Regions from separate parts of the Homo sapiens genome. Here regions 1 and 2 are each linked to region 3. A link is a contact called in ENCODE Hi-C or POLR2A ChIA-PET data. All regions are on one chromosome and are shown on one strand. The core of a region is the stretch at or near the end of the contact, and the rest is flanking DNA. Distances in the headings are between cores, read along the strand shown.

Evidence for each region. A loop is a pair of places that touch in the nucleus more often than their neighbours do. ChIA-PET counts read pairs that join two places held with the same protein, here RNA polymerase II (POLR2A). Pooled maps may share reads with other maps.
Region 1: a loop to region 3 is called in a map of B cell, with 11 times the contacts of the local background. The contact joins the promoter of ZFYVE26 here to the promoter of ZBTB1 in region 3. A Hi-C loop is called at or near these places in 1 of 168 maps with a recorded cell type or tissue (B cell), 1 of 37 single-sample maps with no recorded cell type and 7 of 50 pooled maps.
Region 2: a loop to region 3 is called in a pooled map, with 9 times the contacts of the local background. The contact joins the promoter of PRKCH-AS1 here to the promoter of ZBTB1 in region 3. A Hi-C loop is called at or near these places in 1 of 37 single-sample maps with no recorded cell type and 8 of 50 pooled maps. POLR2A ChIA-PET finds 5 or more read pairs at or near these places in 1 of 52 experiments (activated CD4-positive, alpha-beta T cell).

The regions. Positions count from the first base shown.
Region 1 is chr14:67,814,312-67,818,736 of GRCh38, reverse strand. ZFYVE26 (zinc finger FYVE-type containing 26) reads left to right here and starts at 2,147. Exons shown (of 42, transcript NM_015346.4): 1 at 2,147-2,203; 2 at 2,691-2,967. The coding sequence starts at 2,774. RefSeq lists enhancers at 1,616-1,715, 1,766-1,935.
Region 2 is chr14:61,320,197-61,324,380 of GRCh38, reverse strand. PRKCH-AS1 (PRKCH antisense RNA 1) reads left to right here and starts at 1,563. Exons shown (of 5, transcript NR_186042.1): 1 at 1,563-1,846. It overlaps PRKCH (protein kinase C eta), which reads right to left and starts at 2,802. Exons shown (of 14, transcript NM_006255.5): 1 at 1,917-2,802. The coding sequence starts at 2,279. RefSeq lists enhancers at 1,370-1,913, 1,914-2,458 and silencers at 2,420-2,589, 2,740-3,009.
Region 3 is chr14:64,503,071-64,507,289 of GRCh38, reverse strand. ZBTB1 (zinc finger and BTB domain containing 1) reads right to left here and starts at 2,520. Exons shown (of 2, transcript NM_001123329.2): 1 at 2,344-2,520. It overlaps ZBTB25 (zinc finger and BTB domain containing 25), which reads left to right and starts at 3,452. Exons shown (of 3, transcript NM_006977.5): 1 at 3,452-3,629. RefSeq lists silencers at 2,211-2,320, 2,431-2,690, 3,291-3,720 and enhancers at 2,410-3,080, 3,181-3,270, 4,041-4,140, 4,201-4,219.

The sequences.
Region 1 (4,425 bases), core at 898-3,397, 3.3 Mb before region 3:
TGTCTTCTGTTCCTGGGTGTGATGGCAAAACTGGTTGCGCCAAATTACTGGTCTGAGTGGTGTCAGCTGATCCATGGAGTGCAGGGTCTACAAAATATCTCAAGCACTGATCTTAGGGCTTGCAATAGTGATGTCACCCCCGGGAGCAATTTGGGGAGGTTCAGACTCTTGGAGCCAGAGGCTGCATGACCTCTAAACTGTAATTTCTAAACTTGTAGCTAATTTGTTAGTCCTGCAAAGGCAGACTGGTCCCCAGGCAAGAAGTGGGTCTTTTCGGAAAGGGCTGTTATCAATTTTGTTTCAGAGTCAAACCATGAACTGAATTCCTCCCCAAAGTTAGTTCAGCCTACGCCCAGGAATGAACAAGGACAGCTTAACGGTTAGAAGCAAGATAGAGTCGGTTAGGTCTGATTTCTTTCACTGTCATAATTTCCTCAGTTATAATTTTGCAAAGGCGGTTTCACTTCGGAATGCTGAGGCAGGCAGATCACTTGAGCTCAGGATTTCGAAACCAGCCTGGCCAACATGGCGAAACCCCGCCTCTACTAAACATACAAAAATTAGCCAGACATGGTGGCAGGCACCTGTGATCCCAGCTACTTGGGAGGCTGAGGTGAGAGGAGCCAGACATTGCCTCAAAAAAAAAAAAAACCTTAATGGGCCAGAAAGCCATGTTACTTTTCTCAGGAATCGAGGACAATCCACCAATCACAGAAGAGTTTTTGGAAGAAAACGTTTTGTTTGTTTTAACTTGCTCTTTTCACCACCCTTTGGTGATTAAATAGTTTGGGAAATGCTGAATGAAATTACTAAACCTGAAACACACATAGTGAGGAAAGCTGAGAGTCTGTGATTAAAGCACACCAGGGAAACCAAACAAAAGGCTTGGTGTAAGGCAGCTGTGGTGAGCAAACCTAGTAAGCCGTTACTTCAAGAGTTGGTTTCAGGCTGGGAACGGTGGCTCACGCCCGTAATCCCAGAACTTTGGGAGGCCGAGGTGGGCGGATTGCCTGAGGTCAGGAGTTCGAGACCAGCCTGGCCAACATGGTGAACCCCTGTCTCTATTAAAAATACAAAAATTAGCCGGGTGTGGTGGCGCGCGCCTGTAAATCCCAGCTACTCAGTGAGGCTGAGGCAGAAGAATCGCTTATCCCAGCTACACAGTGAGGCTGAGGCAGGAGAATCGCTTAAACCCGGGAGACGGAGGTTGCAGCGAGCCGAGATCGCGCCATTGCACTCCAGCCTGGGAGACAGAGCGAGACTCTGTCTCAAAACAAAAGACTTGGTTTCAGATTATTGTGTTTGCGAAAAAGCCTTTGCTCATTCTTTGCTCTCTGATCTCTTATGCATACTTCTGTCTTATAATTTAGCCCACCGTCTCCTAATTTTTGGCCTGCATCTCCCTTGAGAAGAAGGACCTCCATTTACTCAACTTAGAGAATAGGGCCTAAGCCCGGTGTAGTGGCGCGCGCCTCTAGTCCCAGCTACTACAGGAAGGCTGAGGCTTAAGGATTACTTGATCCAGGAAGTTCGAGGCTGCCATGAGCCGAGATCACACCACCGCACTCCAGCGACAGAGAGACTCTGTCTCTAAAAAAATAAAATAAAGCCTAGCACACCGTTCAATTAACAGTTGTAGGGTAAATGTGCAAATAAATGAATGGAGTGAAGCAGAAGAATATGGAAATTCAGACCGCAGAGTTCCGGAACAAAAGAGCCCAGTAGATAGAATAATAATGGAGGAGAACCCAGTTCTCCTAGCTCCGGGTATCCCCCGCGCCTGGCAAAACACCATCACTGGTTGGCGTTCAATAAATGTTGACTTCACATGTTAAGGAGATAAGAGAGTGGAAGAAAAAAAAAAATCCAGGGTCACAGTTCTTCCTGCCACCTGCTCGGCCGAATGCAGAACTGAAAGTATTGAGCGCCGGAGCTGTCACAATTGAGGGAGATGGTCCGCAGCCAGGTAGCTGATTTCCTCTTTCCGAGCTTTCTAGCTTTCCCTACTCCCGGAGAGGTGGCGTCACGTGACTCAAACAAATATGGCACTTAATTTTCATCTTCCCTGCCTTGAGCCAATAGGAGTGGGGCTTTCAGTCTTTGTCACCACCCCCACCACCGCTGTTCGGAGTGGGTTCTGTCACCTGACTCGGCTCAAACATGGCTGCGCTGAGAGCTCTATTGCTTTGGGCGCCGGGAGCAGGTGAGTGTAAGACACCCCTGAGAGGGAGGGGCCCCTCTCCACGACCCCCGCAGAGAGCGTCCCTGCGGCCCACCCCCACACTGCTTTCCACTTATGACACAGATTCGTCTCCTGGTCGTCAATCCTCTGCCTTAACAGAGGGCTCAAACTAGGGAGGTTCCTGCTGAATTTCTCATTCTTGAGGAGGCGACCACCTGGGGATTTGGAGTCAAGACTGGGCATAACGTTCAGTAGGGAATACGGACGTAGAGTTATGGGTCTGCGCCCGGAGCAAATATGACTATTAATATTATTAAATATAGGAATCCGCGTGAAGAGATGGGATCCACCCCTTGAAGAAAGTGTTTTCAAAAAGTAACGTGGGAAATTAAACTGAAAACGATACTTAGGCAAGCAAGTCCCGCCTTTCCCAGGCGGACCAGTAGTTGCTGCTTTGTCTTAATACAGTGCCTTCTGTTTCTTCTCACTGGCGTTGTGTTGTTTCTAGGAGGTACTCCGCGAATGAGAACATTGAGAATGTGTTCGGCATAACTCATTTCTTTGTATCTCCCTGCACTCTGTGCTGGGAAAATGAATCATCCATTTGGAAAAGAGGAAGCTGCTTCGCAGAAGCAGCTTTTTGGATTTTTCTGCGAATGCCTGCGGAGGGGAGAATGGGAGCTGGCACAGGCATGTGTACCTCAGCTACAGGAGGGACAAGGGGATATCCCAAAGAGGGTAGAAGACATACTTCAGGCATTGGTGGTGTGTCCAAATCTGCTGAGGTAAGGGATCTCTTTTCCTACCAGACGGTCCCAGGGTGAGAGACATGTGGTTCAATATTTGGGCATTGGTCAATGTGCCCCCACTCAACTACCCTCTGAAGAATAAGCAGAGGCACAGTGTATTTCACGTGCTCTGAAATTTTACCTCTATAGTATACATCCATTACTTAGTCAATATTGGCTTTTGATTATCATCTGCAACTGAATGTAAGCCTGGCTGCCAAAGTGTGCCTGAAACTGCCATTTCTTGTTTATCCTCGTTAATATAGATGGTGGAACTGCATTGAAAACTATTTTCTTTGCCTCCAAAAAAGCAAACCCTGCTCTCTTCTTGCTTATGAGATTGAAAATATTGTTGTCGCTTTACTTAAAACTTTTTATTTCGAAATAATTGCAGTCTCACAAGAAGCTGCAAAAATAATGGAGTCCAGCGTATCCTTTTCCCAGTCTGCCCCAATTGCGACGTCTCATACAGCTGTAGTACAATATCAAAACCATGAAATTGACATTGGCACATTACTTTAAATGACACTACAGAGTTTATTTGGTTTTCAGCATTTTCTTAATCTGCCTTCATTTTTTCATTTGTAGTTTTATGCAGTTTTATCCATATATAGATTCATGTAATCCCACTGTAATAAGGATCAGAACTGTTCCATTACCACAAAAGAATTCCCTCACTCCTTGGTGCTACCTCTTTGTATTTATACAACAACCCCTCCTTGTTCCCTGGCAACCACAGTTCTCCATCCTTGATTTTCAATGAAGTTCCTCCTGGTGATGCTAGTAACCACTGGTGATGTAGGAGTCAAATGTACCGTTTTAAGTCTTTCCTTGGGTTTTCCTTCCTTTGACTGTTATGCTATACTGTTTACATATTGTATTAGCACATATACGATGGAGAAACTTAAGTGATCCCTTCCTTTTCTTTTTCTCCTTTAATTTGAGATCTAGCCAGTTACCGTCTAAATTCCTAACTTCAAAGAAAGGCTTATGAATTCCTAAAGTCCTGTTTTTAGCATATAGTTAAAAATAAATTTGTATGAAGTTCCTTTTTTAAGACTGTCTGATTCACTTTCTGTATTAAAAATATGCTTCAGATAGTATTAGCTATTATGGTTTTCTCGAATATTATTTTATTTTAAACTAAGATAAGGAGGTGGAGGTGAGATTAAGGCTTTTTATGAAAGCTGCTAGCTCTGTTCTGGTTCTGATTTGTTTGTTTGTTTGTTTGTTTGTTTGTTTGTTTTGGAGACAGAGTCTTGCTCTGTCACCCAGGCTGGAGTGCAGTGGCATGATCTAGGCTCACTGCAACCTCCGCCTCCCAGGTTCAAGCGATTCTCCTGCCTCAGCCTCCCGAGTAGCTGGGACTACAGGCGCCTGCCACCGCACTTGGCTAATTTTTGTATTTTTAGTAGAGATGGGGTTTCATTATGTTGGCCAGGTTGGTCTCGAACT
Region 2 (4,184 bases), core at 314-2,813, 3.2 Mb after region 3:
CCCTACCAACCACTCAACGTTTTCCAAAACACCACCAGTGGGTTATATTAAACATCTAAGTGTAATTATTTCAGACCATTATAAATATCGATATCTGATTTACACTGAATATTCATCCAGTGGAACAATAAGCAGCTCTGTACATGCCACCTAGTCAGATAACGTGGATCTTCCTACACTTATGACACCAAGAAGTCCTCATCTTTTGGTCTTCATGTAGGCTGCAGGTTCTCCACCTCGACTGCATACTGGAATCACCTGGTGAGCCTAAAAGTACGGATGATGGGGTCCCACAGCCAGAGATTCCTATCTAGAATCTTTAAAAGTGGGGATTTTTTAAAGGTCCCTGGGTGATTCAAGTGGGAAGATTATGGTTGAGAAGGACGAGTCTAGGCTATCTCCAGGAAGAGATGCTTCTCATGGCCACTGGCCAATCTGCACCACCATAATTCAGAACCTAGTTCCTCTAGAGCTTTGCCCGACCTAACTCCTAATCAGACACTAATAGAACTCAACAATTCCATCTGGATGCCTACACTCACTTCTATTTCATTTCCAGAAATTCACAGGATAAATGTAAATATCTAACTGTATTTTAGCAATTCCTCTCTAGTCCCCACTTCTAAGTACCACAAAGTAAATTAGGCTGAAGGGAAATTAACTCAATATAATTTGACGATTAAGGTTAGTCATTATGGTTTTTGTACTTCTATTTAAAAGAAAGGAATAGCTCCACAAGCCATCTTTAATTTTAGAAAATATACGGTAAAATTACTAATTCCACAAAGTATAAAATAAATACCTAAATGAGCCTTCATCACCATCCATCTGATTTCACCACTTGTAAATTTCAAACATTTTCAATACTGATATTGGGTTCAAAACTGACTCCCTCCAGAACTTAAACTATTAAACTCCTGAGAGTCTTCAAATGGCGTACTCCACTTTGCCAAACCAGACTACTTTATTATAATTATCATTCCATCATCTCAAAGTGGGAACGATGACACCTGCATCACAAAGACAGTGTGAGGATTAGGCAGTAAAAGCATGTTAGCACCGTGTAGAGCGCTCTAGAAGTTTTAATTGATTTACAGCAGAAATTATGCCTCCTGGGAACTATGTGAAAAGCAGAGGCAAGGGGAGAGCTGCGGGTAGCTACACGTCAATACCCAGGAACACAGGCTGGTGATGGGGGGAGGGAAGACAGTTAACAACCTCCTGAGGAGTCCTTACAGCCTCTTCTCAGACCCATAGCAGCAGAAACCCACACTGCAGGACTCCCACCTCGGACTGACTAAGTTACTTGCAAGTATATGTAAATCTCATCTCCTTGGAAAAATGCTAAATAATAAAACTGCCAACGTGCAGACCCAGGCGCTCATTTCCCTGCCAGTGTAGCTCATGTACCTCTGGGATGTGCAAGCCGAAACACGTGTGCACGTCTGAGCGGCTGAACCAACATGTATCCATAAACATTATGAATAATACTCGCGAGAATGTACGGCTTTCTCCTAAGTAGCGCTTGAAGCACTTTACCCAAATCAAGTCCCTTTTGTATCACTCCTTCCCTGCCTTTCCTACCTATCACTCTCGTGCTGAAAGTTGGAGCTCCTTACCCAAAGACTGGGCGGAAAGGGTGACCGCCCTGGACCCCTGCCCGACTTCCCGTTAGGCCAAGCCGCTGTCCTGAAAGGGGATCGTGTCCAGGCCGGCTTCCTGGAGACACACCTGCGCCTGCACACACCCACCGCGGTCGCGTCACCAGTGCCGCGGCCACGTGGACGAAGACCAAAGTCTGGAGGGAATTCCCTCAGCCACAAAGCGATGGGAAAGCGGGACCCGGGTGAGTTTTGAAAAACATAAGGGGAACGGGGGTTGGGTGGACACAAAGGGAAGGGGTCACCGCTACTCACCCAACCCTCGAAGGTGTCCGAGGCGCCGGTCGTGCGCAGCAGCTCCTGGAACTGCAGGGTGCAGTTGGCCACGAAGTGGTCGTAGCCCAGGGGCGTCTCGTGGAAGACGGCCAACTCGAGGTGGCCGCCGTCGGTGACGTTAGCGCAAAACTCCTCGTTGTACGTGGGTTTGTTGGTCTTCTGCTTGGTGCTGGTCTGGCCCACGCGCACCTGGTCCACGCTCACCGTCAGATAGGGGTCCAGCAGCTGGTGGCCCTTCTTGAAGAGCGAGTGGCGCAGGGACCAGCGGGTGGGCTGCAGCCCCACTGCCTCACCGATGCGGACCCTCAAATAGCCATTGAACTTCATGGTGCCAGACGACATGCCGGCGCCGCTGCCCCGGCCCCGGGGGGCCGCGCTGCTTCGCAGCGGGAGAACCGGGAGTCCCGTCTCAGGCCAGCCCTCGGGACAGGTGCAGGAGTCGAGGCAGCCCTGGGGAAAGGCAGCGCCTAAGCGCCCCTCGACTGGCCATTCTGCCTCCTCCGTGGGACTTTTCCCTCCCCTCCTTCCCTCCCTCCCGAGGTGGAAAGGAGGGGAGCCCGCCGCCGAGCCCTCAGCGGGCCGGGGAAGCCCGACCGTCCCTTCCAAGCGCGCGGCGCCTCCCGGGGACTCGCGCAGGACTCGCCCCTTCTCCAGGGCCGGGCAGCTCCTCTCCCTGGAGAGCCGGACCTACCCGTCCGGTGAGCCCCAGCCCCAAGCGTCTCTTCCCCCGCCTCCTCTTGCTTCTCCTCCTGCCCCCGCCTCCGAAGGCTCACGCTCTCCCCCACTCGGCGAGCTTCAAACCAGGAAGCAGCTGCCGCCGCCGCATCCCCGGCGAGAACCTCGCACCGCCAGGTTCCAAGTTCACAGAACCCCCGCGTCCGCTCCCGCGCCTTCCGGACCCCAGGGGCGTGGCCCGCGGTCCGCGGCCCGGCCCTGCGGTGGGTGGATCCCCGCGCAAGCCCCCGGGAGGCCAGTGCCCGCTTGCGCCGCCCTGCGCGCCCTCCTTGTAGCGCTGGGTCTGGCCGTGCGCTGCGGGTTAGGGGCCACCCCGGGCGCAGGCCAAAAAGGAAAGGGTTCGTGGCCCAGCCCGAGCAAACACCTGAGGCGTGGTAGACTGACCTGGGGAGCGATGGAAGGTTGGGAGGACGCAGAGGAGGGCGCTCCAGCCAGGAACCCGCGCGGCGAGGAGTCGCCCGCCCCCTCTCTCCCAACCTCCCCGGTGGGCTGGTGACCCTGCAGGGCCATCCCCAAGAGGCCCTGGCCGGAGGCGGGGGCACGGCGGGGAGGTTCTTTTTCCTAATATTTACAGGGATGGCTCATCCCGGGGTCAGCTCGAACGCATCCTGTTTGTGCGCCTTTCCTGCAGAGGCTAATTACACAGTTGTGTGTATGTGTGTGTTTTAATAGGGCAGTAGTAATGATGGAAATCCTGTTCGCCTCCTTCCTCGGAAGGTGTGTCTTGTTGCACATAGAGCAGGAAAGGTCGGTTCTTCTGGAGACAGACATGGCCAAGAGGTAATAAGTCTCTTCCTCTGCGGGTGGTTTCTGGTCCACCCAGCTCTGCGCGGCAAGGGCAGAAAATGTTCACACACACAGGCTGTCCCCAACACACACGCGGAAGAAATTGCCTCTTCTAGGAACACTCCAGCTTGTTGTATTTGCAGTCAGAGTGGGCAGCCTTCTGATGCTTCCCACCCCGTGGTCCCTGCAGATTTTGTCTCCGGGGAGGACCTTTTAGCCTACGCTGCTATGCCGCAAAGCTTGCTCCCTGAGGGCCAGCCACAACCAATTTGTTCCCCAAAAAGCCTAGGCCACTTTTTGTTGTTGTTGTTGTTGTTGTTTTTGAGACGGAGTTTCGCTTTTGTTGCCCAGGCTGGAGTGCAATGGCGCCATCTCGGCTCACCGCAACCTCCGCCTCCCAGGTTCGAGCGATTCACCTGCCCCAGCCTCCCGAGTAGCTGGAATTACAGGCATGCGCCACCACGCCCGGCTAATTTTGTATTTTTAGTAGAGACAGGGTTTCTCCATGTTGGTCAGGCTGGTCTCAAACTCCCGACCTCAAGTGATTCGCCTGCCTCGGCCTCCCAAAGTGCTGAGATTACAGGCGTGAGCCACAGCACCCAGCCAAGCCTAGGCCACTCTTAAGATACTTGATTACATTCTGTCTTGCTATACTGGTTCCCTCGGAGCAGATTCGGCTTGCTTTCATTCCTTTCTTTCTTCCTTCCCTCCTTTCTTTCTTTTATG
Region 3 (4,219 bases), core at 1,271-3,770:
ATGAGATACTAGCACAGAAGAAAATGTCAGGAGAAAACATTCTATAGAGACCAAAGTGACCTCTCAAGAAGATGTTTCTCAAATATACCTCATTTTTTTTGGGAAGACAACAGATTGCAGCTTATTAACAAAAATCTATGGAAATTTTTCTGTATTTCTATACCAAATAGTTTCCTCTCCTTTGCACCAAAGGCTTAGTGCTTTTCCTGGCTAGAGGGCAAGTCTGAAAGCAGGTACTTCTTTTCTCCTGCACATTAGAAAGGGAAATGATGCTACAAAGAAAACGAGATACTCTTAAAAAGGTCGATGAACTATATCTTCCCCAGAGCCTGGCAAAAGAGGAGAATGAGGAAGCAGTACAAAAATTTAGAAGTGTTAAACTGAAATCAAAGCACAAGGTCAAGAGCAAGTGGCTGTGACTGTGCTCATGCCCTGCTAAGGCCCTGGTTAAATATGGTTTCTCTTTTCTCTGACAATGATACACCAGTCCCTTCCCCACAAAAACCCCAAAAAAGTAGGCCATCGTATTAGGAGTGGGAAGAATAGAAAGGCTTCAGGAAAGACTGTTCAACCTGAGTTATTCAATACCATGAAAATGTGGTATTAATGGAGAAAGCCTGCTTGCTCATAAAACGAATGTAAGAGGTTAACTGAAGACTCTACTGTAGACGTTATGTTTATTAACCTTTGGAAAAGCATTTCACCTCTACTATGCTTCAGTTTCCTGTTTTTGTTGTTGTTGTTGTTTGTTTTTTTGAGACAGAGTCTCGCTCTTGTTGCCCAGGCTGGAGTGCAGTGGCGCCATTTCGGCTCACTGCAACCTCCGCCTCCCAGGTTCAAGCGATTCTCCTGCCTCAGCCTCCTGAGTAGCTGGGATTACAGGCGCCCGCCACCACGCCAGGCTAATTTTTGTACTTTTAGTAGAGATGGGGTTTCGCCATGTTGGCCAGGCTGGTCTCGAACTCCTGACCTCGGGTGATCCACCCGCCTCGGCCTCCCAAAGTGTTGGGATTACAGGCGTGAGCCACTGCGCCCGGCCCAGTTTCCTGTTTCTTTAAGAGGAGGAACCCCCTTTCTAGCTCCCAAAGTCATCCAGTTATTATTGAGACTTTATTAGATATCCAGCAAGTGATTCAAAAGCAAAGTTTTGAGGTTCTGAGCAAATGTTGGCCAGCCATCATTCAAGCCTCATCTTTTTGTACTCAATTTTCCCCGTTTCTCCACATCATATCTATCTGCACTGACAAAATTTCATAGAATCTAATTTCTCCGTTTCAAAGAAGGCTGTGATTGCTCTGTAAATTATGAGACCTGCATCCTTCACCAAATCTGCTTCAGAGACATTGATCCTACGTTGCCTCAAAAAGCCTCGGACCACTCCTTGGGTTCGAGTGTCAAAGGGAACACTATTTCTTGTACTGATACATACCGTATGGAAATACACTAACACCAATGAAGAATCTGCGTGCACTGCCACACTGAAATTCGACTTAAGAACGTTATCACACACAAATGTCCTATCCCCAGAAAACGTCAAGGATTTTCATCAACCTCTTCCTGATTCGCCCAATTTAGAAAATGTCATGTCAACCCTTCAGATCATGTACACGCGTTGCTTAGGTAGAAAGGGAGACTGGGTGGGGTGGCTGAGCTCAGACCCTGCCTACATACTTTAGTAGTAACGACTCCCGATCTGCATCCAACACATTTACCGAACTTCTAGTAAGCGCCCACCGCTGCAAGCGAAAGCACTCCCTTCCCAAGAAACAGATCTTTTCCACTTAAAATTCCCAAACTCAGACCTTCCACTTTTTACTGAACAAAAAGCGTGTGTGCCGGCGAGAGGGGGTGGGAAACAGCGTAACAAGAATTTGCACGGATCTTACGCCTCCTCCCTCGGAGCGCGCCCAAGTCTGCAGCCTCGGGCTCCGGGACACTTCCCCTCCCACCCGCCGCCGAGCCGCAGCTGTAAGTTGAGAGAAGCGGGCTCTAGGCACGTCAATCAACCGGGTTCTCCCGCCTCCCGTCTACACCTCCCCTCCCCCCTCGAAAAAAATAAAGGCAGAGAAAGAAAGAAAAGAAGGTAACTAATTTGGGAACTAGTCTCCGTAGGGGCTTCGCCTCCGACTCAGGGAGGCCGCACGCCCGGGACCTGACGCGCCGGCAACAAGCAGGCGGCCTGGCAGCCGCCCGTCACCGGGTCCTCGCAGCGCGTCCGCCGCGCTCCGGCTCCCCGCACGGATCGGCGCCCCTCCGGCCCCGCACTCCGCCAGGCCCGCGGCCCGTCGCCCTCCGGCCTGGGCCAAAGTTGCGCAAATAGCCCCACAACTGGCAAATACTTACCGGCCGCAACAGGAACCAGAGCTGCGGAGATTTTAGGGAGTTTAAGGCAAATCAGCCGCGGGAAAGGCGGGCGAAGGCGAAGGGGCCGCGAGCTGCAGTGGCGGCGGCGCGCGGCGCTCGGCGCTCGGGCTGGGCTGCGCGGAGAGGCTCTGGCTCTGCCAGGGACTGTGCTGCAACAAAGGACTTCCGCTGCCGCACAGCCGCGCCTGCCGCACCGCACTGAGCCGGCCCCGCTTACGCGGCGACTCCGGGTCTGCCCACCAGTTCGCTGCGGCGTCCGCCAGCCTTCCCCTCCCTCTCGCCCGCCCACCCACTCTGCCGCTGGCTGCTAGGGGCACCCGCGGTCGCCTGTTTGTTGCAACAAGTTTCTGCGTCGAGCTCCGAGGAGGCTGGCGCAACCCGCACCGCGGGGGCCGTCGCGGCGGCGGCGGCTTGACCACCCCTCTTGCCCCTCTCAAGGGTAGGCTTGGGACCTCCTCCTCCTCCTGTTTGCACAGCTGGATGGAACTGGGCTCCTCCCGACTCCCCAGGGCAGGATGCGAGGCTGCTTTCCCACTCCGTCCAGATGTCAGACCCCTGCCCGTTGGGCCCAGCAGCTGGGCCGTCACTCGCGGTCCGCCTCGAGTGCTCCGGCAACCTCGCCCTGCCCCGTCGGTTCAGGGTCGCCCAGTCCCCGCGCCCCCCCGACCCCACCTTCCGTGGGCCTGCTGCCTCTGGCCCTGAGTCACTTCCCCCGCCATGCCCCACCTCGCCCAGTCCGCCTCTCCACCCAGGCTCCCGCGGCTCGGCCTCCCTGGCCCCGCGCCCTCATCCCTTCCCCAGCGAACACGCGGGCGCATCCTTCCCCACCCCCACCTTCACCCCAGAACTGAGGGGGTGCCTGTGCTTTTGCACACCCTGGGGAAAGTCCCCGGGTCACGCGGTTGTTTGTGGGGAGCCTGTGACGCTCAGGCTTGTCCCTATGCTTCCGCCTACAGAGTCACAACTGCGAACTGTGGCGGCGGCACTCAGAGCGCGGGCCGACCCCCGCCCGGCCACTGAGGCGGGCGGGCGGGAGGGCGCGCACGTACGCACGCACGCACGCACGCACACCCCGGCCCTGGCGCCCCTCTTTCCCCTGCTACCAGACACGCGGTCACGTGGGGCCATCGCGGGCTGCCGGCGCGGGAAGCCGCGCGAGAGGCGGCCGAGGGGTGCGTGAGCCGGCGCCACTGCTTGCAGTGCGCGGCTTGGGAGCCCGCCCCTCCTGCACGGAGGAGTCGGCCTGCCGCCGCGGCGGCATCTGGGTAAGCGACGCGGTCCTGCCCCTGTGGGCTGCCCCGGGCTCAGTCCCTCCTGCCGCGAGCCACCCAGGGCGGCGGCCTGCAGCTGCACCAGTCGCGGGACAGATGCAAGTAGCTGGGGAGAGGGGTGTTTTTGGTCCGATTGAGATGTCAGGCAGGGCACAGGAGGAAAATACATCCGCGAGTGAGCGCTGGGCCGACAATACCCAGAACCACCCTTTGCTGCTCGTAGGAGCGGCTGCCGGGGCCTGATTCAGGGTGGCACACGGGGTGCCGCGAAGGTGCAGAGCCGTCCCGGCCGCGGGTCCGGGTGCGACCCCCAGCAGGAAACCCCAGTAGGCCTGCGGCCTCCCTCGGGTAGCGCCGACCCCTCTTACGAGCGGGCGACTTTCCAGATGCTGGGAGGACGCTGCGGCTACTGTTTCCACTCCCAGCTTGTGATTACCTCGTTTCTAGGGCAAGAAGACATCCCCCCCTTTTCTATCTTCAAATTATGTTTATCTTGTTCTAAGCATATCCGGTTTTTCTTTTTGAAGCTTGACCCATCTTATCACCGTCTTCTCTGGCACTCAGTATTTGGAGTAATCAGTTGT